Linked DNA regions of Mus musculus: all the other regions are linked to region 3. A link is a loop called in an ENCODE intact Hi-C map of the cell type or tissue named here. Cell type or tissue: left cerebral cortex. All regions are shown on one strand. Region 1 overlaps Myo16 (myosin XVI). Region 2 overlaps Myo16 (myosin XVI). Region 3 holds the start of Irs2 (insulin receptor substrate 2). Region 4 holds the start of Gm32540 (a long non-coding RNA gene).

Region 1 (8,000 bases), 540 kb before region 3:
AGAGAATGGGCAAGAAGTTAAGGCACAAATACAGGCGATGCCCCTGATTCCCAGGGTCAGGAGTTCGAGCACACCTAAGGGATGGACGGCCCTTGGAAGACCTGGGATAGATTCTCTGATTTGATTCTCAGCCATGAACCTAAGGAGATGCCACTTTTCAGCTAGACCTCCCTCAGCTTGCCTTCACCAGCTCCCTTAGGCGGGCCTCTAAGGAGGCTGCTCTGAGAGGGTTACTTGCATTACATACAGTCAGTTGGCCAGTTCCCTTCGTAGCTATCCAAAGGAGCAAGCTTTGGGGCACAGTAGCCTGACCAGTGCTCCACCTTTACAAGGCTGACCCTCTGTAAGTGGCATCATCACAAGCTACCATGTCCATAAAGGAAGGCAAGTAGAAACCACTCCTCCCTGTGAGGGAGAAGCTGATTCTAATGGTTCCTGTGTAGGGGGATGCTGCAGAAGGTTTGGTGATGAAAGCTGCTACTTTAGCTTTAAGGGACCATGGTCCATGTGGTCTTGGCCTTAGCAGATTCCTGAAAGCTGTTGAACATCAAGACAGACCCATGTGCTGGATGAGTGATGAGCGACCTCAGAGCGAGCTTAACTCATTTCCCATGCAGATTCCAAAACTTAGAGAGTAGGACTGCCTCTGTCTTAAAGTGTTTTCTGCTCCGGGTGGTTTTATAGACAAAACAAACAGTTAAAAGACCACATGGCATTTCTAATATGCCTCTTACTATATCAGATTCTATGTGTAAGAAGAGTATTAGGGGCCTCTTTAGGTAAGCTGATGTGTGCAAACTGTGAGCATCTACACTGTGAGTTTAAGTTCTATTTCTCAAAACAGGTTCTGTACATTCATTTTCATTATTTGGCACTGAAGCAAAGCTCCGGTAGTTTATGTCACTCTCAGTGGGATGAAGCCTGCTGTCCTGTTGCTCATAAAAGCAATCTAACCCTGAGTCCATCGGAGGACTGACCCAAGCCTTTACAATTAGTATCCATTTTCTAAACTCCAATTGCTTCTCCCTAATGACTGGCATTTTTATTACTTCTTCAAAGATAGGATAGTAGCTGTTGGTGAGTACAAAAACAATACCCCATTAGTGAATTTTACATGTTGTTATTTACAGCAAAATTTTACACCAAATCCATTTAAAAGCAGTCAATTAGTTAAAACGGAAACGGCAGGAATACCTTTCCACCCTAGAACTGGGGCCATTAAAAGAAAATGCTTCAGAATGAAAAGGAAGAATTGATGCAAGTCTACGTGCACACGAGAGACATATTCAACACTAATGTCAAGGTCCCACTTCAGACTGATTAATGTGGAATCATGCAGGGGACGCACCTCTGGGAGTGTAACCAGAAAGGCTCAACTGAGGTGCGAAGGCCTGCCATGTGTGGAGCAGCACTGTCTCAAGGCTGAAGACCTGGGCTGAGTAAAACAGAGAAAGGAGAAAGCCAGATCAGTCCAGCTTTCCACTCCCTCCTTGAGCTGACAGCAGCCAGCACTCTGTCCCTGCAAGGCTGGAGTGCGCCCTCCCGCCAGGAGGCAAAGGACAGCTTTCTCTCCTTAGGTTTCCCTTGTTATGGCACGGAGGAAAGAAATGGAGATGATGAATAGGCCTCCGTTACTGCATATTTATTCCTTAATAATCAATATGACAGGGTCGAATATTAATGAATACTATATAATAACCCCAGAGAAGAGTGAGTGTTCTCAGGATTAACACCGTGGCTGTCTGGGAAAAAAAACCCTGAAGTCCTAATGGTAAACTAGGGGAGTGTTGTGGGTGGTCTTGGCACATGATGGACGATGGATAGTTTCCTGATGCTTCTCCTTTGGGTGAGCTTATTTTCCTGTGTGGTCTCTCACTCTGACTGTCTTCACATTGCTAAGGGATAACCCCAAAGCCTTCGTGGGGCAAACCTAGAGCTCAGAGACAGACCCAGTGGGTCTTGAGTCCCATGCTCTGTCAGCCTGGAACTCATTTGGTGGAAATTATACGTCAATCTATTCTAAGCCTGTACTTGTAACTTTATGTGAAGAGGGTATGTTGATTCAGCCAAAAGTTTATTGCCAAAATAAAACGAAATTATGCATTCATTGTTTTCTTTGGGGAATGGTAAACAACAAGAAACAATGCCAGAACCTTTGAATTAATGGCATTTTGGGCAAAGGCTCTGTTTTTATTCTAGAGCCTGGTTTCTACCCAAGCTGAGGTGTGATTTAAGAGGTGTCCTTCAAAATATCTAAAAGTCATTTTCCTCTGACCTGATGCTTTTCCACCCTGAGCCGGCTAGTATGTGGGAGGTATGGAATCCAACCGGTTGGGATGCTTTGTGACTGTCTGGTTGCTTCCTGAAGATCAAGGCTCAGACCCAACACTTTGACTTACCTGAAGGCTCTGTGCTGTGGTAACAGAATTCTTGTTCCCAGACAATGTAGAATAGGAGAGATTTATTATCTCATGGTTCTTCTGGGATGCCACCTGTCAAGGTACCCAAAGGTTTTATATATGGCAAAGTTGTGTCCATTCCTAAAGTATCTTCTGGACACTCGATCCCCTGTGGTGGGAGGCTTGGTCCTCACAGGACAGATGAGCAGGAGGGTAAGGGATGAGGCAGAGCCTACCAGGCCCTTCACTAGGAACTAGGAACATCATCTGATGAAGGCAGAGACCAACCTCACATAACCCAGACATGTCTTTGAGACTCCATATTCTCAACACGTCATTGAGAGTCAAGTTGCTAACACAGAGACTTCAGGTAGCAGGACCCACTGGCATCATCTTCACAATGAAAACTGAACCAACTAAAGGAAGTTTCTGTGCTGCCAAAGGCTCTCTCAGAGAAGTCCAGTGTCATCGCAGCCATGAAGGCAATGCCTGTGTCAACAGGACCAGGCTTCTGGCAGTGGTGAGGCACTCTGTCAGGGTGATTGATGGGGGTGGGAGGCAGGAAGTGGACACGTTTAAAAGCCAGGAAGGTGGGGGAGGAAGCTTTGAGCAAGAGACAAGATCCAGAAGTATTAAAAGGACAACTGTAAGGGACCCTGCTGCCCTTGCCAGCTCCCACTTTATATGCAATGTATTGATCACAGTTGACCCCCTGCAGAAGCAAGTCCAGCAATGTGGACAACAGGAAGTGTTCAGAAGAGGCAAGCTGGAGACCCATCACCTACCCGACTTCTTTTTGTTTTTTTAATTCATATTTATAAAACCAAAGTGCTATCTGTCAAAGAGATGAATCTTTAGTGAATGTTTTAGTCATTCTGGGGTGGGGGGAGGGTAAAGAAAAGAAATACAAGCATTTGGAATTTTAAACGATTTGAATTACAAAGACTTTAATTTCTTCCTAAATTTGATTTTTGATCCTTGGCTTATGTAAAATGACACTATTTCTTTGAATGAAACTTGTTATTAAAAGTCATTCAACTATTTGAAAGTATATCAAGACATATTATCCTTTTTTTCTTTTTTTTTATTAGATATTTTCTTTATTTACATTTCAAATGTTATCCCCTTTCCTAGTTTCCCCTCTGAAAATCCCCTATACCCTTCCCCCTCCTTCTGCTCCCCATCCCACCACTCCTGCTTCCTGGCCCTGGCATTCCCCTATACTGGGGCATAGAGCCTTCACAGGACCAAGGGCCTCTCCTCTCATTGATGACCGACTAGGCCATCCTCTGCTACATATGCAGCTAGAGCCTTGAGTCCCACCATGTGTTTTCTTTGATTGGTGATTTAGTCCCAGGGAGCTCTGGGGGTACTGGTTAGTTCATATTGTTGTTAATCCTAGAGGGCTGCAAACCCCTTCAGCTCTTTGGATACTTTCTCTAGCTTCTTCATTGGGGACCCTGTGCTCTGTCCAATGGATGGCTGTGAGCATCCACTTCTGTATTTGCCAGGCACTGGTAGAGCCTCTCAGGAGACAGCTATATCAGGCTCCTGTCAGCAAAGCCTTGTTGGCATCTGCAATAGTGTCTGGGCTTGGTGGTTGTCTATGGGATGGATCCCCAGGTGGGGCAGTCTCTGGATCCTACCCGACTTCTTAAAGGCCTTGGGAACTCCTGCAGAGAAGCTTGTGAGCCTAGCTTACTTCAGCATTTCTCCAGCAGGCGTCAGCCTCCTCAATGTTTTCTTAGAAAAAAGCTATCAACATCTCAGACAGTTAAATATTCTGGGTATATTTGTGAACTGTCCACTATCTGAAATTTCATTACATTATCTATCTACTATCTATCTATCTATCATTTATCTATATCTATATCTATCATCTATCTATAGCTACATCTACATCTACATCTATCTATCTATCATCTATCTATCTATCTATCAATCACCTATCATTTATCTACATCTACATCTATCTATCTATCTATCTACCTACCTATCTCTTCTATCTCACACACACACACTCCCACCCACACATGTGCCCACTAAAGCACATCACACTTTGTACATATATCTAGATTAAATGCCGAACAAATTGGCAAATAGGCTGTGCTCCCTTTCTCTCATCTGGCTTGGTGTGTTCTGCAGCCACCTGGAAAGCTTTTAAACACATCAAAGCCCGGGCTCCACTCCAATTTAGTGGGTTTGGGGTCAGACCCAGACATCAGCCACCTTCACAGAGCAGGGGATTTAATTCCAGTGAGCAGAAAGGATTGAGACTCGGTGCTGTCCTTACTGCCGGGCACTCAGGGCTCCGCCTTCTACTGGAGTCAGCTTTAATCTGTTCTCCCCTTCATTTTGTGATATACGGGTCATGCACTGTTTAGTTTTCCTCCAGATAGATTTCACTGAGCAGTAAAAATCAAGGGAGAACAGTTGGTGGAAATTTACTCAAGAAATTAAGTTTGTCATTAATACGAATGATGGGCCATCTGGATAAGCCACAAGGTTCTGCTGCTGAAGAGAGACTTCAAGGAATGCACCACTTTTATTATTAAACCTGCTAGTTTCTTTCATGTATGAAGCATGTGTCTTAAGAGCAGTACCCATACTAATTAGGTGGCTGATCAGTGTTAACTTATCCTCACCCTTCACCCACTTTCCGAGTCTGCTTTGGGAAGTTCCCGGAAGTCTAATAGGCCCCTCACACAACCCCAGTGGGGAGACATGTAAAGGAGAAATGACTATTGTCTTTCTTTGAAGCTGATGTTGATCCTCTAGATTATGAATGCAGATTTATACTTCTAGAAACTTCTAGAAGCATGATTAATGTACTTATTAAGTTTTCCTCTGAGGGGTTGTACACCTGTGCATGCACACGCTCGCACGCAAGCGTGCACACGTGCGCACGCACACACACACACACACACACACACACACACACACACACACGCCTTAGGTTTCTGTATCTGACTGTCCCCTGAGCCACCAAGCTACATCAGGTACAGTCCAAAGGCAAGGTGAATACACATGTAGCGTTTGTAACTCAGCACAGTAACAAATAAATGGCTGACATAGATGTTGGTAAATCTGAAAACCCAACCAGAAACGCTGGCACTCCTGAGTGTTGGAGGCAATAGGGAAGATCATGTTTAGAACAAAATTAATATAAACAAAATGCATAGGCTTTGTTCATAAAACAAAACGGGGAAAGTCTCTAGCTTCCCCAAGAAAGATCTCTCTGTATTCTTCTTTCCCAACAACCCTAAGTCTTCCTAGGTCTAGTACCATTGTAACCCAGGTAGCAGCTGATCCCCTCTGGATACCCACACCTCCTCTGGAAGCCAGTATCTGCTTCTTTCTAGGGAGCACAGTAGCAGAATTTGCTTCTAGGTGCCAGTCTGTGATCTGAACTCCTTTCCTACTGATCAGCATCAGGAAGAGTCACACAGACAAATTTTAATGTTACTATGACAGATGGAGAATTATATATGGAAATATATCAAATATAGTATTAATCAATATAATTCACTGGAATAGATATAAATGTTCACAAAAATATATTAATCAATATAAGTACATTAAAAATAAAACATAAACATGATATATTGACAGTTGTACAATGAGAACAAAAATTCCTAGTTCTAGATAGGAAACCAGCACTCCAGGACTACTATCCTTTCTGATCATTTCGTCCTTAGGTCTCTGATTTCACAGTGTAAGAGAATTTCTGTAGAATTGAAGATTATCTACTACAATCTTTACAAAAAGAGACAGAAAGTTAAACAGGAACCACTCAGCACTATAGTTTCCTTGTAATCTTGGTGAAGCCTAAAGGACAAGAGAAAATCTCTTTAAATTTGGAATCTCTGCTTCCAACATGGTGTTCCCACCACTACTCCATCAGGACCATTGGAGTTCTCAGAATCTTCTTTATATTCTCTCTCTCTCTCTCTCTCTCTCTCTCTCTCTCTCTCTCTGTGTGTGTGTGTGTGTGTGTGTGTGCGCGCGCGCGCGCGCGTGCGTGCGTATTGTGTAGACATTTATGGATATGTACATTACCACAGTACGTTGCTAGGCAAATGCGCAAGAGTCAGTTCTCTTCTACCATGTTGTTCTGGGAATTGAACTCAGGTCACCAGACTTGGCAGCAGGTGCCTTAGCCAGTGTCTTCATTTCTCAGGCCCCTCCCTTTTTTGCATTTGACAGACAGCTCTCTAGAACATCTCTCCTCTACTCCTCAAAAACTGTATTTCATAGGATATGTGGAAAGCTGGGAGTTTCTGAGATTTAAAGCACCAAGCTTCTTAGATAAGCACACATTTGGTGTGATCGATTCTCTTGCATAAGAACGGTCAGACCAGATGACTGTGCAGACGGCTGAAGATGCAACTGAAGCAGAGATTGGTGATCTAAATGGGACCTGTCACTCTGCCCTGTGACTGCAGCAAAGAGAACTGGATGGGGAGAAACCTTCCAGCTGGCAAAGGGAGGATGCATTCAGCATGTGTCTCAGTCAGGGTTTCTATTCCTGCACAAAACATCATGACCAAGAATCAAGGTGTGGAGGAAAGGGTTTATTCAGCTTATACTTCCCACATTGCTGCTGTACATCAGCAAAGGAAGTCAGGACTGGAGCTCAAGCAGGTCAGGAAGCAGGAGCTGAGGCAGAGGCCATGGAGGGATGTTACTTACTGGCTTGCTTCCCCCTGGTTTGCTCAGCTTGCTTTCTTATAGAACCCAGGACTACCAGCCCACGGATGGCACTACCCACAATGGGCCCTCTCCTCTTGATCACTAATTGAGAAAATGCCCCACAGCTGGATCTCATGGAGGCATTTCCTCAGCTGAAGCTCCTTTCTCTGTGCTAAATCCAGCTGTGTCAAGTTGACACAGAAAACCAGCCAGAACATGTGAGCCTCACAGTAAAACCTTCACCTGTGGGGACCAGCTGGCCTGTCCCCTCGCCTTACCTCACCAAAGCTCTGCCTGTCCATCAGAGCCTCACTAGGGAGCTTGCTTCTTTCCTGGAGTACAAATCTCCAGCAGGGGTTCTGGAAGAGAAGCTCTTTCTGTGAAACTGTTAAGTCTGCATATGATGTATCCCTGCTGAGGAAAGAACATTTATGTTTGCCACTTCCATTTTAATTATGAAAAGATAGAGATGTTTATGAAAATAGCCAGTAGAGAAGGGAATTTGAAATTTTAAGTTATTCTACTTTGTTTCAAAAATATATCTTGTTGTGTTTCCTCAACTTAAAATGTCGAATTCCCTGAAAACTGAGGTTATTTTGTTACTAGGAAATAGTAGCTGCTATAAAATTATTAGACTTTAGCATGAAGTGTTTACCTTAAGTGCACAAAAGAGAAATGTCCCTTCTCCTGAAATGGAACCACTAGAAAATATTAGTTTAGTTATAGGATTGCTCAGAGAGCACATGGGGGAGAAAAGGGGCTCTGGAGACTGACCAGCTTGGTCCTGCAGGAGGTAGGCTGGAGGCAAAGCAGAGATGGGGCTGATGGAGCTGAAGGGAGTCAGGAAGAATGATGTGGGCAAGGCAGGTGTAAGGGCCAGTTCCTGCAGACACTGGGGTTAGGCTCAAT
Region 2 (8,000 bases), 460 kb before region 3:
CCATGAAACAGTTTCTGTGTAGTTCCCAGGCTGCAGGGTTCAGAGGGGTGACAAGCTGCCAGCAGTGAGATGGGGCGTTCCAGGAGGGCCCAGGGGAGGAAGTGAATGGACAGTGTGGAGTGAAGGTGGCCATGCAGAACCATGTGCAAGTGAAGGTGGCCATGGTTGTACATGATGGGTGAAGCCCCACCTACCAGCTGAGAGGGTAGGTGAGGTGGATTCAGCAGGGACTCACGGGCTTTACCTTTGGGTTAGTTAATTACCTCGAGTTGTTGTTTTTCTACAAGTGTTTCAAAGCACTTTCCATACATCATAAAGTACAAGAAAATAAAAATAAAATATTAAAAAAAAACTTGGGTTTTCTCATGAGAAGCTGTAGGGAAGTGTACTGGCTGGATTTGTGTGTCAATGTAACACAAGCTGGAGTTATCACAGAGAAAGGAGCCTCCCTTAAGGAAATGCCTCCATGAGATCCAGCTGTAAGGCATTTTCTCAATTAGTGATAAAAGATGGAAGGGCCCATTGTGGGCAGTGCCACCCCTGGGCTGTTAGTCCTTGGTTCTATAAGAAAGCAGGTTGAACAAGCCAAGGGAAGCAACCATTAAGTAATATCCCTCCATGGCCTCTGCATCAGCTCTTGCCTCCAAGTGCCTGCCCTGTGTGAGTTCCAGCCCTGACTTCCTTTGGTGATGAACAGCAATGTGGAAGTGTAAGCTGAATAAATCCTTTTCTCTCCAACTTGCTTCTTGGTCAGGATGTTTTATGCAGGAATAGAAACCCTGACTAAGAGAGGAAGCTAGTGATGTGATTTGACTTATGCTTTCGATGTGTTTATGTGGCAACAAGAATAGATCTGAGACACCAGCAAGCAGAGCAGTGCTTGTGCCATAGGCCAGTGGAGGAACAGCAGAGGTTGGGAAGAAGGGGCAGGTATGGGAGTACAGGGAGCAAGAGGCCGCATTCTACACCTGTAATATGCACACTTATAAAGTTACAGGCATAAGATGGAGTCCTGAATATCAGCATATCAGTGGAGTTCAGGAACATGCGTGGACCTTAACAAGTGTAAACTGGGTTTAAAAAAGAAATCACAAGTGACACCCCAAAAGACAGCAGAGACTATGATAACTCAAAAAAAAAAAAAAGTCACAATTAACATGCAACCTGATATGTTGAAGGGAAATAAGAAAACAATGTAAAGCTGGGTGTGGTGGCACACACCTTTAATCCCAGCACTTGGGAGGCAGAGGCAGACGGATTTCTGAGTTTGAGGCCAGCCTGGTCTACAAAGTGAGTTCTAGGACAGCCAGGGCTATACAGAGAAACCCTGTCTCGAAAAAAAATGTAAATAGTTTTGAATCTCTAAAATTGTGGTGAACAATATAAGGTCAGAGGCCAGGAAGAAGTGCCAATGATATTTGTATTTTTAGAAAATGAGCCAAGCATCAGAACCCAGTGTGGCAGAACCATGGCAGATACTGAGAACAGGTTCACATGGGTGTACACATAGCCCAGTGATGGCAGTGGTTTTAGTGCTGCCCCCACTGGGGCACCAGCCAAGTGACTATGGTGGCTTTAGTATTGTCCCCACTGGGGCGCCATACTAGCTTCTTTTGACCATGGCTCACACCTTCCTCCGGGGAGGTGAACATTACCCATGCCATTTAAGCCTGTGTTTGGAAAGTCAAACATGCTCCCCAAAAAACACTGGATCTAGTGCACTGTCCTCTGCTGTTTGGGGTGCATGGTCTTGCCTGGCTCCTGTTGGTCTATGCCTTTAGGAATGGGATACCTTCATGAGCATTCTTGCTATATTGATACAATTTACATAATGAAATAATAATAAATAGGCTCACAAGGTGACTAATCCACTAGTGGGCTCAAAACAGTAGTTCAGTTCATCACTGCCTGTTCTGCAGACTATTCTGTCCTAGGTGAGAGCAACTAATTTGGTCTAACACATAATCACATGTAATTCAAGCCAAACTATCTTCTTCAGATACCACACTATATACTACCCTGTCAGAAGTGTGTAGTTGTGATTATCTTTTCTACGTTGGAGTGAAACTTCAAGAGCAATCTATTTATAACAAAGAGAGCTTGCGTTTTGTATAAATTTATCCTTGAGCATGTTTCAAAGTACATTCAGACATTCAAAACCAGACTGTACATAAAAACATTTCTGTTTAGTAGGTTTCCAAAGCTACAAAATGTAATATGTTGAGCTTTTCATAGTATAATTAATATATATTCATATGTATTATGAAAATAGTGGCTGTCCTTCAATAGAGCCAAGCAAAGCATTAAGGAAGAAAACCATGAGAATTCAGCCTGGAGAGAAGAGAGTTGAGAACAGTTGCTTGTCTAAGCATCTGCAAGCTATTGACCACATTCTACTTATCAGGTGGTCCTAGAAATGACCACAAAACAGTGGATTTGTGCATGCATGAGTGTGTGTGGGGGGGTATATAGGTGAGAAATGGTGGATGACTATGTAGGACAGCTGGGAAGATTTTACAAGCAAAGTACCCTTGTGCTACAGGGGAAAGAAAGCCAGAAAAAACTGAAATGGGAACATTGGGATGTTCGCAGTGCCCAATGAGTTGTAAGGTTTAGAGAGAGACAGGTACCAGCACACAGTGTGGACTCTTTATGGCACACGAAAAGGTCTTGGCTTTGGAGAACGTTTCTGATGGGAAGAGTTGACCTGGTGGGCACAGAAACTGCTTTGCATAGTAAAAATAGAACAGTATTTTACAGGAGCACAATGACATTCTCAGATCTGCAGGAAAAATAACAAACCCAACTGGGGGCCTCTGCAGACAGAGGGAGATGGAGAAGAGAGAGCCTACTGTTTGCATCAGCACAGAGGAGCAATATGTTTAAGCCAGGATCAAGTTGACATTGATGGGGCCTTCAGACGATACCAGGACACTTTCTGGAATCTTAACATCTCAGTAAAAGCAGATGACCACTTTTAATGCAACTGTATTTTGATCATATCACAAACATAAAGCAGTTATTAAAATAGTGGATAGTTTTAGATCAAGGAAAATTAGAAGCTTTAAAGGTTGGGTAGGATTGTCAATAATGAAAATTAAATGTTTTGTTTGAAGCAAAGAAACTCATCTCCAATAAGGTATTTCTCATTAAAATATAATCTATACAAATAGCATACTTCAATTATTATAGACATTGAAATAAAGAGATGTTACTGAACACAATGCTCACAAAAGCAGTGAATCACTCACTAAGGACCATGTGTCTAAGCATCCGCCCCTGCTGGTATATAAAGATTCCTCGCATCAGCTTTCTGCTTCAGAGAGTGAGTAGGAAGCTGAAATGACAGTAATAGCCTCTCTCTCTCAGGAGGAAAAAGGGCTCTCTCTTAGAAAGAAAGAACCATGCTGCCGAGGGCTCTGAAGGCAAATCCAAGGGTTTACATGTTGGATTGCTGCCTACCTGGAGCCACCAAAGTTTCCAAGAGATGAGTAAGTTCAAAGTAGTATTCAAGAGCATTCAAGAGTATTAAAAAAAGGTAGTATTCAAGTTGACTCCAAGAACAGGCTGGGAATTGGGACAGACTTAGGTGGAGGACTTGGGTCACAGTCATCCCCTGCTAGAAAGAACGGCCCTGGGAATGTGAGATGTGTTGTCTTTGTTCTTGAACCACATTATACATGTTCTATAAATAGAATAAAACACATAGTTTAAACACCTATGAAATAGTTAATAGTTTTCAATGAATTATTTAAGTCATCGAACTTTTCTAACTATCAGCCATTAAACAGGACCTAGAGGAAAGCTGTAGATGAGCTTGGTTACACCTTGTGCTTCTGTCTTCGGGAATAAGTTGTTGATGGTGTGTCTGCTAGACCTAGAAAGGAGCAGCCTGCGTGCATGGATGGAAACTGTGTGGGAGAAATGACGTGTGTGTATATATCTTGGGATGGAGGTTCTTCAGGGACATCCGTAACGTGGTCCTTTCACTCACTGAGGTGGGCGTATAGGAGATGAACTCAATGCCAGAAGAGGAAAATGTAGGAGACTCCTGTCTAGAAACGTGAAATACACTGTGAACCTTTGGCAACAAGTCCCCTAGGCCTGGACTCTGCCATTCCAACAACCTGTAGATGTAAGAGTCACCTGTGAAAAGCTTAGAGTAAAGGAGTCATCAGGAGTACAGACGTGTGAGAACGATGAGGATACAGAATCTAGGACAAAGACCATGGCCAACACTGACATGGGGGTGGCAGACAGAGGACGGGGTCAAGGAGCCTGTGGCAGAAGGAGAGCTTCAAGAGTGACCTAGAAGCTGACAACAGAGCACATAGCATTCGGTTAGCAGACCCACATCATGGCAACCTCCAGCTGATAGAGACATGAAGTCACAGGCTCCATCCCAACCTGTAGATCCACACCCACCTGGATGAATAAGCAGACTGAAACTTTGGACCGTGGTTTAGTGGTTTACCCTGGAGCCCAGAAAGCCCAGATTAATCACCTCTCTGCCACCAGTTCTGTCCATCATCCGTCTCCTCCTCTCCTAGACCATGTGAAATACAGAAGTTCAACTAGATGAGGTCTGCTGGCTGAGCCTGCATGATGTATGGACAGTCCCTCTTGTGGTCTGTATACAGTGGCTCCTATTATCCCCTCTGGAGACACATTTCCCTTCATAGTGTCATTTATAAACAACTTTCCCATTCCACCTGTGTGTAGCCAGAACCCTTCCTGCATCCTTTAACTCACACACCCTTTCTCTTGGTCAAGCAGAGACACAGGAACCTAACATTCTTCTTTAACTTACCCACAGAAGAAGCGGTTATTCACTGTGTTGTCAAGTGCAGGAAGTGAGTTAAATTGGTTCACGTTGGGATTCAGACAATGGATTTGTCTTTTTCATTTCCTTTTTTTATTAGATATTTTCTTTATTTACATTTCAAATGTTATCCCCTTATGTGGTTTCCCCTCCAAAAACCGCCCTATCCTATCTCCTGTTCCCCTGCTCACCAACCCACCCACTCCCACTTCCCTGTCCTGGTACGATTTGTCTTTTTCAAGTTCACAGGAATGCATGAACATTCAAAGGATGATACTGCTTCCTATACTGTAAGACTAGCTCCATGCTCATCTTTCTTTACTTCATCATGGCAGAGAAAAGCGTGACTCACATGAATTGTCCCAGTTATTTATTTTACATTTTTTCTAGTTATATATTTTCCCTCATTAGATTTATTACAAAGAACTGCCAGAAACACACAGTGCTCCTAAAATTGCCCTCAAAGAACAAGGAGAGTTTCACAAGATCCCTCGTTACCTCCATTCTAATACAGCCCCCATACCACCCACACCACTGTTCCTGTGTTTGTCTGCCTCCACAGCCCACATTTCTGAAAAAGTTCCTGAGAACTGGAACAATAATGGGAGCTTTGGAAGTCATCAATGACAATCTTGTTTAATCCTCTAAAATCTGTCACTTCAAAGCAAAAATATCCTAATGTCTTCCTGAGGAGCCTCCTGATGGTGTGACTCACAGACGTCTTGCTCTTACAGCGGTCAGAGCGACGTGAGCATTTTTGTCTCAGATAAAAACACTGTGACTCCAAACCCTCTTTGTGACTAGCTAGTGAGAAATAGCCGTGCAGGGGAGGTGGGACCAGGCCACTCGCAGCGGAGAGCTTAGAGTTTGGACTGAAATCTGTTCAGTCTTGACTTGAGATTCAGTACAGCATACCACAGCGGCCATTCTTGGGACAAAAGTGCCAATCTGGGCCAGGAGTGTTTACCCAGTCACTGGTATAAACTGGTGCTGGCCATACAGAGACCTGGCTCTCTGAATTCCTGCTGGGGGTCCTTAGGCTTCTGTCCTTTTTAATTCCTAGCATCACAGAAGGCAAGAGACTAAATCTAAACAATGTCTCGGGAAGAATTCCAAAATGCCAACAACCTGCTAATTTAACTCCTTTGGTAGAGAAGAATCACTTGATGTAAATGCAGCCTCTTTCGAAGACAGAACAAGTAGGGAAGACGAGGGCTGGCGTTCTGTTACACGGTGACTGTGCAGAGGAAACTCACTACAAACAAGTGATCAACGTTTGGAAAAATAAGAATGCCCACCCTGATTTAAATATCACACAGTATGCCTACATCCCCCAAACACTGTGTGGTATCCATAGCTTTGTATGGAATCCCTTGTGGACAACAATTTTATGCATTATTTTTTGTTTGTCTGTTTGTTTTTTTAATGAGAACTCAAAACAGCCATCAAAATCATACAAATGCTGAAACCTCCAAAGAACATCTCCAAATATTCCTGATTACACAACACGAAATGATGGCAGGACCACCATCTTTGGTTATCTGTAGAGTTTTCCCTGTACTTGACAGATCTTGTAAAGTCCACTGTCCACTGGAAAGCAGTCGCCTATATCCCAGTATTTGAATGAAGGATTCTTTTTTTCAAAGCCGGAATGCAATTAAAGTAAGATCTCAGCCATTTCACAATGATCTGAACCTCATTGTCATGGTCTACTTATATGCGAGTTCAGACTTCCATCCTTTTTCCAGTGGCTCAGAACCCTGGGAGTACCTTTCATATTCAGAGGCCATGGCCCCATGCCATCAATATAGGGGGCACAGCTGTACTGAACACTGATTGAGGACTCTGGAGGCATGCAAGTGCCTGCCTACTCAGAATTCTTCCTTCCACCCTCACAGATGAGCATAAGGCTACCCGCTGTCCCTTTTTGCTATCATACCACCCAGCAAGACTTCTCGTTTTCCTACATCCATGCTAATTTCACATGCAGATCTTCCCAGACTGCGCAATCCTCATCTGCATGACAGATCTTCAGAATCACCAAATCTCTATGATGGGCCCCATCATTTATGCTGACTCATCATCTTCACTGAGGGCTTGTTGGCAGCCTAGATGGTGTTCTTTATTGCCTTCATGACCTGCCTCATACAAAACTCTACAGTCTCCCCTCCCCTCCCCTCCCCTCCCTTCCTTTCTCTTCTCTTCTCTTCTCTTCTCTTCTCTTCTCTCTTCTCTTCTCTCTTCTCTCTTCTCTCTTCTCTCTTCTCTCTTCTCTCTTCTCTCTTCTCTCTTCTCTCTTCTCTCTTCTCTCTTCTCTTCTCTTCTCTTCTCTTCTCTTCTCTTCCTATCTAAACGGTATTCATTGCCATCCTTAACACTCTGTTCTTCCAGAATGTGAGCCTCTGTCCATCAAGAGATGTAACTGTGGCATCCACTAATAAACAAGTGAAGAATCGATCTCCAGGTCCCTGAGGATAGAAATGAAGGGCACTGAAGCCCCAGTGGAAGTAGAGAAGCTGATTTTTAATCCGACTGGGAAATTGAGTGCTGACATTAGTTATGAAGGATGACAGAGAGTTGATCAAGAGATCAGCAGCAAATGCAGAGTCTTTCCAAGCCCAAATGGTCCATGGCTCCACTTGCTTGCTCACCCATTGCGTACTCCAAACGCTCAGCAGAAAAGCCTATTGTCCAGACTTTTTAAAAATTAACTTCATAAAACTCAATCCAGAATTCCAAAATTATTTCACGAATTTAGACTTGAGTTTCTAATCTTCCAGCATAGCCAAATGGCACACATGTGTGCACTTGTCCAGCTTTTTCCTAATATGTCCTCCATGGTGTGTTAACACAGCCAGAGGTTACCTTTCCTCTGCCACACAGATTGTATCTCCAAGGGCCTTTCATGTCATCTTTCACCCTTCAAGCAGCCCTTGGAAAACAAGGTGCGAATCCTGAATCCTCCCTGAACATATCTTGGTCACACCTCTAGATCCCTGCATTCCTTGTGTGCAATTCAGTCATCAGACAGAACATGTGTTAGCAGAGTCTTCTCAGTGCTAGCATCCCTTAGTAAGCAATCAGCTCCCCGAGGACAAGGATCACCTAACTTGTTTCCTCAAAGCCCAGAAAAAATGTTCCAGATAAACCTACTCTGGTGTTTGAGTGGCTTTAGGAA
Region 3 (8,000 bases):
CGTTCCCATAGTAGGAGACCACCCACCCAGCCTCAACTGGACATGTTTACTCCTCTACCAGGGACATGGAAGTTGCTAAGTGTGTGGGTGAGGCAGACAGAAAGAATTCCCCCATTCAGTCACACACTACTGTGTTTATATGGCCTGTGGCGTAGCTATCCTCAACTTCCTAGCACTAGAAATCTGTACTGTTTAGTAAGACCTTGACAAAGCGACCTTCGGCTGAGAGATTCACCACAGAAGGGACGCATTCTGCCAACTTCCCGTTGATTTAATTAGCTGTTGAAGTGCTGTATTGCTGCTGGTAATTCCTAGATACTCCTCTTCCTCTGCTCCAGTCGTAATTATAATAATAAGAATTAGCTTTTCATCTATTACCCCACAATTTGCCAGGATTTGTCCCAAGCTGTAAACCTGGATCCAATGAGTTGATGGCCTCAAATATACACACAGCCTCAATGTAGATAGCATTCAACTGGCCTGCTTACTTAAGAACCAAAAGTATACAGGTCCCTTTGAGACCCAGACCACAACACTGGCTCCACTATGGCACACAGTCTGTCTGTCCTGCTAGCAACCCCATGTAGAAACACAGACAGGAACAGAATTGAGCACTCCAGCTCCCTTGTCCCCCCTGCATACCCAGCCATGTCTGAGATACAGGAAGTTTTACCAGCTGCCTGTGCTCATGGATATTTGATAAGGGGAGAGCGGGGGTGGGGGGGGGGCACTGCCGGGCACCCTCTAGACCCACTGTTCCTGAAAAAGACCGTACATTCATCTTTCACAGTCTCTTTCAATCTCTGATCCTGAAACACGGCTGTTAGTGTATGCGGTGCTCCGGGAAGCAGAGCCCATCCTGTCCCTATGCCAACCTTCACCCACCCTGCAAGGACCTTTCCAATGGCTCTGGAGTTCTCAAACCTCCCCAGGGATCTGCTACCTGGTGTGCCCAAATCAACAGCCCCAGCGTTACCCAGGGACTTATTAACAATGCCACTTTGCCAGGTTCTGGTCCTGTAGTGCCGGAAAGCTCTGGAGGTTTACTTTCCTAGTATCTGCAGACAGGACACCCTCCAGGAAACTCCCAGTTATGCACAGGTGAGAACCGCTACCATCAGGGTATGTAAGCCAAGCCACACTGCTACCATTTCCCTTGGGAGAACTACGCACGGTACCCCTGATGGACAGGCTTGTCACAGTCTACATGCGAGCAGCCATGGAGACTCATGCTTACTTTGCTGAGGGGCTCTTAGGTATGTTTAAATAAGCCTTGTGTCTGAGCAGCAACGACCTGGGACCCAGCCACTCACACAGAGAACCAGTAGCTGGTGCCTTGAGCAACTTCAACTGTACAGATCTAAACAACTTTCCGCTCTGTAGCACCTACACTGAGACAGAAGGTTAGGGCAGGACCATAAGAACGCAGAGAAGAGGGGACTGGACCTAAAACAAAGGCAAAGTCTCCCAACCATGGGGGAAGACATCAATTCTACTCAAAAGCCAAGTCCACTTTCCTGACAAGCTCTTTGGAGAAAGACAATAACAACATGGTAGCCAAGAGGGAGAAGGCCCAGGCAGCCGGTTGGCAATTAAGCCAAGGAAGCACTAGTAAGAGTGGCATCCAAAGCCACCCAATACTCCACTCTCCCTCCCCCATCCTCAAGGTCAAAGGGCCTCACCTTTCACGACTGTGGCTTCCTTCAAGTGATGGGACAGGAAGTCGATGCTTGCATAGGTGCTGGCAGAGGGCAAAGCTCCAGTGCCTGGACCCCCACACACTCCGCTGGCGCCAGAGCCTCCGACGGTGCCGAGGAGCCCCCCAAGGCTACGGGTCCGGCTCCAGGAGTTCTTGTCTCCTGGCTGCGGCTGAGACTGCGCCAAGGACCCCTGCTCGCCTCTCACATCGATGGCGATATAGTTGAGGCCGTTCTGGAAACCCACGGAGGTCTCTCTGCGCATGGGAGAACTGCTGCCTCCAGGACAGCCAATCAAAGCTCCGGGCTGACCGGGGTTCCACGGCCTAGCCTGTGGCACTGGGGGCACAGCCACCAAGGGCTGTGCCTGTCCTGGGGATGTGGGCGGCTCATCACCTCCTCCCAGGGTACTGCTGCCTTCACTGCTTTTCCTGAGTGAGACATTTTCCACAGAGGCCGAATTGTGGCGCTTGGAATTGTGGGCAAAGGATGGGGACACTGGGGTGACGGTGGTGGTAGAGGAAAAGGTCTCTGAACTGTGGCGACGACGTCCCCCCTGTGGGTCTGCACGGATGACCTTAGCACCCCGGTGGGGGTCAGGGGGCTGGCTGACTTGAAGGAAAGCCTCCACCCCAGATACCTGATCCATGAGACTTAGCCGCTTCAAGCCCGATGTGGGACTGGCCACTCGGGCACCTTCTGGCTTTGGAGGTGCCACGATAGGTTGTGGCGGGGTTGCAGCCACACCAAAGGCCATCTCGGTATAGTCACCATTATCCCCAGGCTCGGAGGACATTGAGGAGCCAGCAGTGGGACCCTGGGAAGTGGCAGCTGATGCTGGAGGCAGGCGGTATAGGTCTCCCGGGGCAGGTGGCAGAGGCTGCTGTAAGGAGGAAGGGGAAGTGGAAGGACGTGGGGGCAGTGGTGGGTATGGGGATGAAGCCTCTGGAGAGAGAAGGCCATCCATGGAGCCTACTGTGTCCCCACTGCGGGTGCTAGGCTTGGGGGACTTGGGAGAACTGAAGTCCAGGTTCATATAGTCAGAGAGTGGAGAGCGCTGCCGGCTGTCGCTGCTGGTGCCTGGGGTTCCTGAACCCAGGGATGAAGCAGGACTACTAGCTGAGAGCAGTGAAGAAGATGAGGCCGCGGATGCCAGTAGTGGGGGGGCAGGCGGAGACAGACGGGTACCTGCCTCACCAAAGTCAATGTTGATGTACTCGCCAGGGCTCTTGGGCTCTGTGGGTAGAGGGTACTCTTGCATGCTGGGAAGGGTCTGCAGTCCCTCTAGCGATAGGCGTGTAGGCCGCACTGCCCGACATCGCTGGCCCAGGAAGCCCTCAGGGCGGCCACCGATGGCACTCGGCCTCATGGAGGAAGGCACTGCTGAGTGATGAGGCTGGGTATGACTACCACCAGCTGCCCCAAAGGTGCCAGCCCCTGGGGTGGCCTGGGGCTCCAGTCTCTCCTCTTCCAAGATCCGGCCCACAGGGGAGCTCATGAGCACATACTGGTCATTGTCTCCGCTGCAGGAACAGGGAGCCTTATAAGAGCGGGGCAAAGAGCTGTAGCAGTGGCCCGGGATGCCTTTGAGGCCTTCACTGCCTCCACGCAAAGCTGCTGAGAAGTCAGGTGGGGTCCCTGCAGTGCCTGCCTCGCTGGGGGACATGTTGAGGTAGTCCCCGTTGGGGAGTAGCTTAGGGTCTGGGTTCTCCATAGACAGCTTGGAGCCACACCACATTCGCATGTACCCACTGTCTTCTGGGGAGCTCTCCGCTGGGGAGCTGGCTTTGTAGCCACCTCCGTTTACTGGGAAGGTCCTGCCCACCCCTGAAGGGGGTGCTGGCACGGCTGCTCCGGAAGGGGGCAAGGCCGCTGCCAAGCGTGGCTGCAGGATCTGCTTGGGAGCAGACACGCTTGTGGGGCTCATGGGCATGTAGTCATCGCTCTTGCAGCTATTGGGACCACCACTCCTAAGGGCTGCCCCAGGGGTCATGGGCATGTAGCCATCATCTGCCCCCAGGTTACTGCTGGAACTCTTGTGAGAACCAATCTCAATGTCTCCATAGTCCTCTGGGTAAGGGTTGTAGGCCACTTTGGGAGAGGACGCAGGGAAGGATGGGCAGAGGCGACCTGAACTACCAGAGAAGGTGGCCCTCATGAGAGTGTATTCATCTAGAGAGGCAGAGGAAGGCTGAGGTACCTGCCGCTGCCTGGCAGGCGTGGTTAGGGAATAAGTCCTCTTCCTCAGTCCTCTATCCAGGTCCTGGGCCCCATCCCCTGAGACCCTACGGTAAGGGCGGCCACAGTGGCTCAGGGGTCTATCCATGCTCATGTACCCATAGAGTTCGCCCCCACTGCCATCTCTGGCTGGCGGGGTCTCCGCTATTGACTCGGGTGTGTTGCTCCTGTGGCTACTGAAGGCTCTCAGGTCGCCAGGGCTGGAGCCATACTCGTCAAGGGACATGAAACCCGGGTCGCTGGGGGAGCCCGAGGCGGAGGCACTACCGCTGGACGGACGCTGGCCTTGGGGGTGATGCAGTGGATGAGGCAGGTGCGGGTGGGAGCCAGGTGGCAGCGGGTAGGAGCCCGAGCCGTGCCCACTGCTGGAGGACAGGCTGCCTGGGCTGGTGGCTGCAGGAGGTGAGTGCGCCACGGGCATGGACATGGAGCGGCTGTGTTGCAGGGCTCCCCCTGCCGGCGCCAGAGTCACTTTGCTCGGGCGGCCTCCGCAGCCGGCGCTCAGGGTGTGCGAGCGGCTAAGGGGCGCGCGCACCGGCCCGGGACTCAGGGGGCTCCCTGCCACCGACATCGGCCTGCCTCCTGCCGTCCCGGCCCCGCCTGCCGCGCCGCCGTCGCCCTCGCTGGCCGTACGAACCCGGCACGAAGTGCACTTGGCTGCTGGGGGGGTGGCCGCCAGGCTGTCAGTGCGCGAGCGGCGCACCAGGCCGGTCTGGCTAGGGGGTAGGTTGACTAGGTGGTGGTGGCGGCGCGCGCCCGGCACGCTGATGGGATGCGTGGCTGACGACCCGGACGACTGACTCTTGCTGCGAGGCCGGAACTCGAAGAGCTCTTTGAGTGCCTTCATAGCTTCTAGGATGGTCTCATGGATGTTCTGCGCCACCACCGAGTCGTCGGCTTGCATCCACAGCTCCCCGGGACCGGTGACGGCCGAACGGCCCACCTCGATGAAGAAGAAGCTGTCCGAGTGGCCGCAGCGGCGAATGTTCATAAGCTGCAGCGTCACCGACGGCTGTTCGCAATTGAGCTTCACGAAGCCGATGGTGCGCGCAGACAGGCATAGGCGGTATACACCAGTCAGGTTCTTGCTCTGGCCCAGTCCCTTAGGTTTCAGGTTCACCTGCCACACCTCGCGGTAGACGGCCGTGGCGGGTGTCACGAGCCCGTAGTTGTCATCGCAGCCAGCGGCGCCCGCTGAGCCGCCCAGGACGCCCGGGAGAGAGGCGCTGCAAGAGCCTCCGGTGGTGCCCGAGCCCCCCTCGCCAGAGCGGCCTTCGCTGACCAAGTCGGTGAGTGCGCGGTACCAGCCCTCCTGCTCCTGCTCGTTCTCCGCCGCTACAGCGAAGTACTCGTCCTTGGTGTAGAGGGCGATCAGGTACTTGTGCTTGGCGTCCGCGCGCTTGTTGATGTTCAGACAGCAGTCGAGCGCGATCACTCGCTTCGGCGCGCCCGCCTTGCTCCTCCACTTCTTCTCGCTCTCGTAGTACTCCAGCCGCGGAGGCTGCGGCGGCGACCCCCCAGCCGCGGATGCCTCGTCGCCGCCCGTGCCGGGGCCGCGCAACACGAAAAAGCGCTTGTGGCCGTGCTTCTGCTTGCGCAGGTAGCCGCACTTGCGCACGCTGTGGTTGTTGTTGTTGTTGTTGTTATTGAGGTTCGGGCCGTCCCCGCCCGCCGACGCGGGGGGCCCAGGCAGGGGCGCGCTAGCCATCGCCGCCGCTTCAGGTCTCTCTGCCCGGCTGGGCGAACAGGGGATGGCGAGGGCCGAGGGGCGCGGGCGGGGGCGGCTCCCCGCCACCCGTCGCCCGGCCGCCCGGCCACGCGCGCGCGTCCCCCGGGCCCAGGCGGTGGGCTAGGAGGCGCGCGCGGCTCGGTGGCGCAGGGCCCTCCGCCGCTCCGAAGGATGCTCGGTGCGGGCGATGGCCACCCCCCCGCTTCGACTGTCCGCTGCCGCTGCTTCCCGGGCTCTCGGGCGGCGCCCGGGGACTGGCTGGCTGGGTCGAGAGTCGGGGTCCCCGAGTCGCGGGGCCGAGCTTAGAACGCGCGCGGCCCGTCTGCTGCCACCGTTCTGCACTGCGCGACGACGGTCTGCGTCCGGACACTCGGGGCCCACACTGCCACTGGGGCCGCTGCTGCCGTTGCTGCCGCTGCTGCTGCTGCCACCAACGACGACCCGGGCTTGTCGCGGTCCCCGCCGCACAGTGAGTAACACATCGCGCACCGAGTGACTGAACTAAGAGCAAAACAACACGTGACTCTGCGTTACGCAGGCACACTCGCGCGGACGCCCCGCCCCGCAGCCCTGCATTGGCGCCGCGTTCCCCGACGGACAGCGAGACGGACCAATGAGCGTGAGGCACGGGGGGGGGGGGGAGGCGGACCGACACCGGGCTGCGTTTCCCGCCGTCCCCTCCCTCCCCCTCTCCGAGGCCGGGCCGGGGCTCGGCGGGGGCCGGGCCGGGCTCATTAATCAGGGGCTCGTTGTGGATGCGGGCGGGGGCGATGCCACCCAAGGCGGGAAGCCCGCCGTGGAGAAGGCGGGTGCGGGGTTTGTGCTCCCGCCTCGCGTCCCACTAACTGGCCCCAGGCTTCCGCCGCGGAGGGGGAACGGGGGCGGGAGGTCGGATCTGGTGCGGGGCGGCGGTCGGACCCCAGCAGCCGGGGTGGGCGCGCGGCGCAGGGCGGTGCCCGCTGTGGGTGGCAGGCGCGCGGCCCGGCTTGTTTACGAGCATCGTTGCCCGCGAGCTCCGGGTCGATGGCAGCTCGGTGCCTTTTCCCGGCGGCGAGCCGATCGAGGGGCGCCCCGGAACCCGCCCCACCCTCCGCAGGCGTCCGCCCCCGGCCGTGGGCTCTTTCCGGGGCGTCATCAGAGCCATTCACTTGTCAGGTTCCCGGGAAGTGGAAGTCGCCTGTTCTGGATGTAATAGGAGAGAGGAGGAGGGCGTGCTGGCGTAGGAAAATGCGGTTTCCATAGTGCCGGGAAAGGGCGGGCCTGGGCGGGAGCGGGGAGCTGGGAGCGAGTGCTGGCGGGCGTCCTCCCCACGCCCCGCGCCCTCACCGCTCCCGGCCCGCGCCCCAAACCGTGTTCACCCAGCACCCGGGCTATGGGCGGGCGTCGCCGAACCTAGGAGCGCGGCCGCGGGCACAGCGCCAAGCCAAAGATGCCCTTGAACTGCTGCTTTGAATTTCTCTATCTACGTGGCCTTTGTGACTTTCAAAGTCGAGGGCAAATAAGCACCTGCATGTCTTCTCTCCTAACTGACAGCGTGAGGGCCGCTAGGAAGGGCAATGGTCCGCGCTCACGGAAGGCGGGCTTGGAACCCTGCTCTGGATGCGTAAACAAAACAAACCCTTGCCCATCTAGGGAGAAAGTATCTAAATGAAACAATTCAGGACCAGAGTTTATCTTACAATTTAACCTTGGTTATTTTGTTCTGAGTCCTGGAAGTTCGCGGTGGAATGCCCTGCATAATTTACAAATCATTGTAGCAATTACAATGACATGTTTAAGAAAAATAATTGCACAGTGTGATTCTGAAGACCATAGATGCTTTACCCTTTGTGTAAACTGTGCCTTAAACACCCTAATGATGAATTTGTGCCAAGATAACCCAAGCCGATATTGGACCTGCTCTGTTTTTAGCTTGTATGCGGCTATGATTATGATTATTGATGAATAGCAAAAGCCTGGGGAAAACCATCCATTAGTAAATATCATCATAAAATTAACCTCAAAAGGGTGTGTTGAATTGGGTCTTCCATTTTAAATTATACTCTTTAAAAATAAAGGACCAGTAGATGCCACTGTTAGCGTCTCTACGTGTGCAAGGGTGTGTGGCTACACACCCTCGCACACATATCCCTCTATGTGCAAGCTGTGGTTGTGAGTGTGCCAAGCACACGGTCTTGTGGTCGTTGGCTTTTATGCCGCCTCTATCACCAAGCATTATCGCTAACCAGAAGAAACGTAACAACACGACAGGATTTTTATCTTGGAGCTCGAAGAAAATGTGGCTCGATTTTTATTGATTGTGATAATTTACATCCCACTTTATGAGACACATAAAT
Region 4 (8,000 bases), 140 kb before region 3:
CAGAGCAGACGCTCAGGAAGACCGCCTCAGTGATCTGTCTCCCCACTGCCAGTTTATCACCAGCTGCTAAGATTCTGGTGCAGCCCATTTGCTTTCCCGATGTGAACTCCACCCTCGACATACACCATGCTGCGCTCCATAACCCAATAAATGAGAAAGTGTGGATTTGCTGCCTACGGTGTAAGAAGCAGAATCACCATGAAAACCCAAGGCTTGCAAATCCTGGCTGCGACAGGCCCAAGGGACACCCATCCCACACTTGCGCTGCAAGTGGCTGTTAGATACTTCTCCTGACAGATGCGGTCACACCTAGCCACGCCTGTCCCACGCACACACACAGCCCATGTCGTCACCTTTCCTGCTCCCGAAGCTGGGAGACCTATAAATCTCACTCAAGCAGAATCGGATTTAACCATTGGTGCATGAAATACAAACAAAAATGTGTGACGCTCTCAATAGTAGGTGTTGATTTTGGATAGTTCTAGCACCTCTGGAGGCCGTGTCCTAGGTAATCGGGTATGGAAACAGTGATTTGCCATTCACAAGTCACCACAATGTATATTATCATAGTGACCTGCTAAGAAGGGGAAAGCTCTTCTAGCTCTGCTGAACACTTGGATCCCCTTCAGTAATAACAAGCACTCACTTTTACCTCCTCTCCTGGCATCGAAGGTGGCAGCTATTCAGAATGTCAGCAGCCCAGATGAATTTCCTGTCCTTGTGTGAGCCTATGCTGGTTAAGCCAAGGCTGCTACTTGGCCTGTTTCTCGAGTCTGTTTTAGGAGGAGACTGGAACATGCCCTTCTGAAAATGTTGAGCTAGGGAACGTTTGGTTCTTCCTCACAGCTAAAGGGATGGGAAGTGGTCAGTTGGAGTTGAAAGGAACACCACGATGGAATCACTTCCCCAGCCAGGACTTCCATCCAAAGTCAGTTGCTGAGAAGTTAGCGTGCAGGAGGAATCCTGAAAACGGAAAAGCCATGAGATTGAGTCTCAGTGCAGCAGGGTATGTAGGCAATGCATTGTGATGCACAGAATAGGTATAGTCTGAGTTGTACCACGTAGAGAGAGAGTGTGTCAGGTTCAGTTGCTTCGATGAAATAAGAGGAATCAGAGGAGGTGGAGAAGGAGGAGGAAGAGGAGGAGAAGGAAGAGAGGGAATGGGAGGGACAGAGGGAGAAGGAGGAATGGGGAGGAGGGGTAAGGAAGAGAAGGAAGGGGAGATGCAGGGGGAGGAGGAGGAGGAGAACGAAGGGGAGGGATGGGGAGGGGGAAGAGTGGGGAGGAGGAGAAGGAAGGAGGAGGAGGAAGAGAAGGGTTGGGAGGGACAGGGGGAGGAGGAGGGACGGGGGAAGAGGAGGGACAGGGAGAGGAGGAGGGGGAGGAGTGTGATAGCTTTTGAAACCAGAGAGATATTCCTGCTGCTTCTTTCTGTATTTTTAATACAATAGCTGTATTTACTATTTGAGAGTTTTGTATATGTATTCAATGTAACTGAACCATACTGATTCCCCATTCGGGAAATATACTCCTCTTACAACTTCTTGTCTTCCAAGACTAATTCCAATTAGTGCTGCCCATGTGTGCACATGTGTGGCACTGTCCACCAGAGGATGGGAACTCAGCTAAAGTTCACACTCCTGAAGAAAACACTTCTCCCACCAACATACATCAACTGACAAGACTCCTCAGGTAGAGATGAGGCCTCAGGAGCAGTCTGCCACCTATGTTGATGGGCTTGGCCATATGCAGGCTGTGTGCAGACAACAGCAGCTACCGTGAGTTCAGAGTTCACTGACCAAGTTATGTGCAGAAGGCGATATTCTGGATAGTCTGACCTTCCTGCCATAACGGTCCCCGAGCCTCCGAAGGGAGGAAGTGATATGGATGTTCCATGGAGAGCTGAGCGCTCTGGTCTCTTACTCTCTGCACTTTGGCCAGCTGTGAGCTCTTCAGGAGCTCCAGCGTTATCTATGGAGGAAACCGAGTGCACTGATTTCTTCCCATGTCTCCAACTGTCTTCTTCCACTGACTCTTATAAGATGTTGTATCTGCTCAAGGCACAGTCCCTACTGTCTGTGTTCCAGGGTCTCTGACTGGCCCTGTGTGCATGCAGTCTCTCTCTGCAGCCCTTTCTTTCCCTGTCTCCAGTGACATGGCTGCTGTCCTGCACAACTTTAATATTCAGGGTCCACTTGTTGAGTGACCCAGGTACTTGACCCTGTTACCAGGGTTAGGAAGGAGCCTTGGAGAAAGAATAGGAGAAACGCTTGACTTCTTTCTACATTTTAATGTGTGTGTGTGTGTGTGTGTGTGTTTGTGTGTGTGTGTCCACAAGTTGATAAATGAATATGTGAGTGTATGTGTGTAATTGTGTTTGTGTATGAATGTATTGGTATGAGTGTGTGTGAGCATGGGTTAGTGTATGGGTCTATTGGTATGAGTGTGTGTGAGTGTGTGTGTTTATGTGAGAGTATGTGTGTGTGAGTATATGAGTGTGTGTGTGTGTTTGTGTATGTGTGACTATTTGTGTTTGTGTATGAGCATGTGTGTGAATATGTGTTTTAGTATGTGTATGTATGTGAGTCTGTGTGAGTATGTGTGTGTTTATATGTGTGAGTGTGTCTGTTAGTGTGTATGTGTGATTGTATGTCTTTGTCTCTGTGTGAGTGTCTGTGTATGTGTGTATGTGAGTATGTGTGAGTATGTTTGTGTGTGTGTTTGTACATATGAGTGCATGTGTGTCTGTTGGTGGGTATGTGTGAGTTGTATGTCTTTGTCTTTCTGTGTTTCTGTGAGGGTGTGTGTTTCTGTGTGTGTCATGTGTGAATGTCTGTGAGAGAGTTTGTGTGTATGTGTGAATGTGTGATTGTGTGTGTGTGTGTGTAAATGCAGGTACCCAAGAAATCCAGAAAAGTACATCAGATCTCTTGGAGCTGGAGTTCCAGGAGGTTGTGAGTAGTAACAGTGGGTGCAGAGAAGGGAAGTCCTGTCCTTTGTAAGAGCCATGTGTCCTGTTAACAGCTAAATCATCTCTTAGGCCCAATTTCACTCCATTTTCTCTAGTGGCTAAGGAGTCTGTCTCTGGCACTGTGTGACCATGGCAGCTGAGCACACCAGTCGTGACAGTGACACACCCTATTCATTCTCATTTTCATGATAATCTGCCTCAGTCCCCGAGGTTTGCCCTGCCTCTGGCTGCTCTGAGAGCTTCACTGCGACCAGAGAGCCAGGCAGGCTGCAAGGCTTACTGCTCCCCTGTTACACAAGAGCCACGCTAATTCTGCCTCTGTCTTTGTTGACTGGAAACCTAGGCAAGAAAAGAATTTCCCACATCACTCACAAAGCAAATCCTCAGCAGAATCTCTAAAATGCTGGAAAATATTTGAGTAATCTTCCAACTTAGCCGCTCAGTGATCACACGCACATACCTCCATTCCAGCCGAGTGTGGGACTGCGGCTTCCAGCTTTGGTTTGTTTGTTTGCTTTACAGTCACACTTTTATTCTCAGGCTTCTCTGAAAACAGAGCCAACTTTTTTTGCTTTGGTTGCCTTGGTTTTCTTCTCCTCAAGGCTCCATGGTCTTCCTGCCCCAGCAAGTGTTACAGATACCTGCTCTCTTTCTTAAAGAGAAATCAGAGGGAGTGTAGACGAGGAATCTCAACACTGTGGCTTCTGGGGATAGACCTGCAGGAAGTCTATGGCGTGGAGACAGGAGCAGAGACGCACAGGGCCAGGGGTTGGAACATGTGGGTGGGTACACATTTTGATTGTGGTGCACGCATGTCACAAGGTCCAACATGTCAGGCAGAATGCCCAACTCCATCCACGTGGTCAATGCAAACCCATCAGATGTAACACCCCTCCCACCCCCCACCTCATGCTGCCCAGCTGTCTGCGGTTTACAGGCCTGAAGGATGTGGTTTCCTCCCGTGCCCTCTGTGTTCTACGAGGCTGTTTATCCAATGTATGGGACACTTTTGTTTATGATAGCTGATGGTTAACCATTCACCAAGGACGCGAGTTCTTTGTACCTATTATTGTCAGGCATTTGTTTGGACTGACTCTGACCCTTGGTACCTGAGGGGCCTGCACTGAAACCTTTGAAAACAGTCCATTGAGAGCAGGTACTGGGCGCCTACTGGAATCCCTCTGTCACCATCACCTCTTACTGCATAGTGGAGGGACAGGGCACCAAAACTAAAATATCAATTGTCCCTGGGGTTAAAGGAAACCATCTTGGGATAGATCGGTAGATTACAGAGTGAAGTTTTACATTTTTTTTAAGGAGTGGATATATCTTTTGGGGACCAAAGAGCGACAGAAACAGTGTGCCTAGCAGAAAGCCAGAGCCAGTGGCACAGCTACATCCTCTGAACTCTGTGTGTGGCCATCAAAGTCCTTCCTTCCAGTGCAGCTAGGGAGAGTTTGTCCTTATGTCTAGTTATTCAGGGACCTCAAGGCCTCAGCTTCCAAAACACATGTAGTTCCAAGGAAGAGAACCAGAAAGTCACCACACCTGGCTTAGTCATTCACCACTGAAGTCCCCTTAGAGGAGCAATTGACTCCGTTCTAGTCTCTCCTCCCTCCCTCATTCAATAAACAGACATTTATTGCAAGGTTACCGTATGTGGAATGCCTTCCAACTATCAATCAAAGTACTCCCTGATCTCCCAGGATCATAACCCAGCCCCCAGCACGCACACACACACACACACACAAACACGCACACACACATACCACACCCACATTAACTTCAAAACAAAGTTGTAAATGGGCTGACCACATGTCCGAGACAGATGATAAATGTGAAGAGTTCAGAGTGGGGTTATAATTGTTTAGGGTTCAGAAGCCCTGTCATGGATTAAGCCATGTCACCATTCGGGTAAATGAATGGGTAGTTAAGACTTTGAAGTGGCCAGAACACACAGGAGAATGGGAGGCAGTAAAGCTTCAGAGCAAGGGTTGGTTTAGGCTGCTCTGTCATGAAGAAGCATGGAGCAGGATTCACAGGCTCAGTGTCAAAAGGTGGGTGATGAAGTTTTCCTCATTTATTACGAGTTGCAGCGAGGAGCAAAGAGATGGAGGAAGATGCTGCTTTGTCAATCAAAGCTAGAGTACCTAGACTCAGTTGAGACTGCATTTTCTACTTGTAAACCAGTGTGACAGTAACCAGCTTTGTGACATTTTCCTACTCAGATTTAAGGACATCCCTGTAGTCACAGTCAAACTCATCTCAAGAGTGTGCAAATCCATGCCCAAAACAGTTTCTGGAACCTTCACACCCCAGCAGGTCCAACTGATGATCCTGTCTGCTCAGATCCTCAAGCTTTGGCTTGACTTGTATGGGGTTCAACCCTGATGAAAAAACACGCTGGTCACTTCCGAGGAAACACAACCCGAACGTTCCCAGTCCTGCAAGTGGTAAACAGCACATGTACAGACCTGTGAACCAAATCAGTATAACACAGAAAGAAAACTTGCTGATTTTTGCAGGAGGTTTCCAGAATTGATAAATGACCCAAAATATCAAGGGGATTTAAATCCATGAAAAGTATCATAACAGACAATGTTCCAGATGCCAGAGACGACCCTTGCCAAGCACCAGTCAGAGGTCCTGGGCGCCACTAAGATAAGTAAGTGGCAGAGAGATGGAAAAGGAAGAGAAGCAAAGCAGTGTGTGCACAGTGAAGAGAGATGGAGCTAGGGACTCAATGGCAGTGAAGAACAACCTGATGTGAATAGCCTGAGGCCGTGCTGCCACCAAGGACCACATCTGGGTCTGTGGTCCTGCAGCAGCAGAGGTCTGTGTCGATTCTGTGGCACATGTTAACACCAGAGGCCATTCATATGTCCCTGGTCTGGGCTGCTGCCTGAAACCCTACTGATGTCTACAGGCTTTGAAGAACTGGCCCTGCCCTTTGCCTCCAGCTGGGAGAGCTGACCCTGTACTTTGCCTGGGCAACAGGTGGCCCTGGTGGTCCGGATTCAGGAGATCTGGCCACACCCCTTTCCAGGGTTGTGCCAGAAAGCTGGCCCAGGTGGCATGGATATAGGAGAGCTGTCAGGCTGCCCAGCTCAGATACCACCTAGGTTCAGGTCCAGGGCTTTAAAGTTAGCTCATCCAATTTGCACCCTATCTATGAACTGCTAGACTGCATGAAGGGGTGGTCCCTCAGAACCCAAGCTGCAGGATCTTCATGACACAGGGTGACAACAGGATGTCTGAGAGGAGCCCTTGAATGAATCCAGTATTGATAGTGTAGCAGAAGCCAGGGGCCTCAAACCAGACCAATGACTCATTACAATGAACATTTGCAAGTGAAGATGTGTGGCAAAAGGGTGAGCTGTGGACACAGTGTGACACGTCCAAGCTTCCGTGGAGAGATTTGTTTGTTATTGCTGTTGTTTTCTTTTGTTTCGAGAGCAAAGGGAAGATATGGAGGTGTAAGGAGATGAGTGGGATTGGGGTACATGATGTGAAGCTCACAGAGAATCAATAAAAAGTTAAAAGAAGAAGAAGAAGGAGGAGGAGGAGGAGGAGGAGGAGGAGGAGGAGGAGGAGGAGGAGAGGAGGAGAAGGAGAAGAAGAAGAAGAAGAAGAAGAAAAAGAAAAGAAGAAGAAGAAGAAGAAGAAGAAGAAGAAGAAGAAGAAGAAGAAGAAGAAGAAGAAGAAGAAGAAGAAGAAGAAGAAGAAAGAGAAAAAGTAAGAAAACATTCCAGTAAGTTCCCCGTGCCCTTGGCAAACAACACATATTCATAGAAGGCTATACCAGGAAATACTCAAAGGCATGCAAATAACATTATCTGTCTCTGTAGCGCTCTAGCTGCATCGGGTTTGTGGGAGAAAACCAATAAAAATGGGTGAAAAGTCTCTCCACTGCCTCGACATTCCTTTACTCTTACTTTTCAGAAAATACTCCTCTCGTTTTTTATTGTTTAAAATTCTTATTCATATTGGTCATGAGCACAGGAAAGAGATCTTTGTGACATGTGCCCTAAACAAACATAGCTCAAAATATTTTTGGTTGTATAAAATGTTTCGCTGAACACATGGCTCTAGCCCCATATATATAGCAGAGGATGGCCTTGTTGGGCATCAATGGGAGGGGAAGCCATTGGTCCTGGGATGGGTGGATGGGTGGGGGGGGGGAGCACCCTCATAGAAGCAGGGGGAGGGGATATGGGATAGAAGGTTTCTGGAGGGGAAACTGGGAAGTGGGATAACATTTGAAATGTAAATAAATAAAATATTCAATAAAATAAAAATAATAAAAATAAAATGTTTTGCTGAAGGAAAACAGAGAAGGTGTAAATCTGGGGGTGGGGGGAGGGTCTCGGGGAGCAGAGGGGGAGGAGACAGCAGTTGGGATGTATGACAAGCAGAGAATAAGTAAAAATAAGTAAATAACAGCTGTGGTTGGTCTCTGCTCGTTCCACTTTTCCATGAGCCACATGTATTTAGTCACACAGTTATTTTATTTATCTTCGTTTATCAAGCATAGACTATGTGCGAAATAGGTCGTCCTTTGAATTTGTGCTCTCTCAAAGACAATGAGATGTTTATTTTGTCGCTGGTTGAGGTGTTCTTTCAAAACACAGCAACTAAAGCACGGGGCGGTGGTGCTCACCTCCCTCCAGCTCACGCATGCTCTAAAGCAGCTCTCTCGCAAAAGAATTGCTCATCTGGTCTTGTAACCGAACCAGTCTCATCTCATGTAATGCTGAAGGCTTCCGTATTTATCCTCACCCGGAATGTGTTTAAATAGGACCATCTGTGAGAGCATTGCACACACACACACAAAAATCTCTTATCATTCTGATTCATTCTCTGGATGATCTTCTTCAGATGTTTGAAAACACAAAACTCCAACGCGTGGAAGAACAACTTGGTGCTGCTTTGTTTTCCTGTATCTTCACCTTAGCTGAAGGCCAAGCCCATCTCAAAGTGACTGGGGAACTCCAGCTCATGGTCCAAGCCAAGGGCTGAGGTTGGGAAG

The links. A loop is a pair of places that touch in the nucleus more often than their neighbours do. Peaks named below come from ENCODE experiments on the same cell type or tissue, not always from the same donor. Only the 100,000 strongest peaks of a DNase experiment are listed, where the experiment ranks them.
Region 1: it touches region 3 in a loop (4-fold over the local background); 2 of 42 quality-filtered maps call a loop at or near these places.
Region 2: it touches region 3 in a loop (3-fold over the local background); 2 of 42 quality-filtered maps call a loop at or near these places.
Region 4: a loop joins it to region 3, with 2.0 times the contacts of the local background. A loop is called at or near these places in 6 of 42 quality-filtered maps.

What each region holds. Positions count from the first base shown.
Region 1 is chr8:10,465,765-10,473,764 of GRCm38, forward strand. All of the region lies in intron 21 of Myo16 (myosin XVI), which reads left to right. Among named protein-coding and RNA genes, the nearest start is that of Gm51561, 40 kb to the left of the region's middle. In left cerebral cortex, a CTCF peak has its summit at 4,095; DNase peaks (open chromatin) are centred at 4,097, 4,529, 6,838 and 7,346; H3K27ac peaks cover 1,575 bases.
Region 2 is chr8:10,542,759-10,550,758 of GRCm38, forward strand. The region is part of intron 28 of Myo16 (myosin XVI); the gene reads left to right. Among named protein-coding and RNA genes, the nearest start is that of Gm51561, 120 kb to the left of the region's middle. In left cerebral cortex, a CTCF peak has its summit at 3,293; DNase peaks (open chromatin) are centred at 1,919, 2,508, 3,340, 3,945 and 4 more places; H3K27ac peaks cover 4,816 bases.
Region 3 is chr8:11,002,788-11,010,787 of GRCm38, forward strand. It overlaps Irs2 (insulin receptor substrate 2), which reads right to left and starts at 6,142. Exons shown (of 2, transcript NM_001081212.2): 1 at 1,683-6,142. The coding sequence starts at 5,643. 9530052E02Rik (RIKEN cDNA 9530052E02 gene) reads left to right here and starts at 5,063. Exons shown (of 5, transcript NR_046017.1): 1 at 5,063-5,224. In left cerebral cortex, CTCF peaks have their summits at 3,218 and 4,399 (motif pointing left); DNase peaks (open chromatin) are centred at 1,526, 2,286, 2,882, 3,183 and 8 more places; H3K4me3 peaks cover 7,417 bases; H3K27ac peaks cover 6,353 bases.
Region 4 is chr8:10,862,336-10,870,335 of GRCm38, forward strand. It overlaps Gm32540 (a long non-coding RNA gene), which reads right to left and starts at 3,942. Exons shown (of 3, transcript XR_870139.3): 1 at 3,432-3,942; 2 at 653-963. In left cerebral cortex, no CTCF peak of the experiment used is centred here; DNase peaks (open chromatin) are centred at 3,373 and 7,750; H3K27ac peaks cover 665 bases.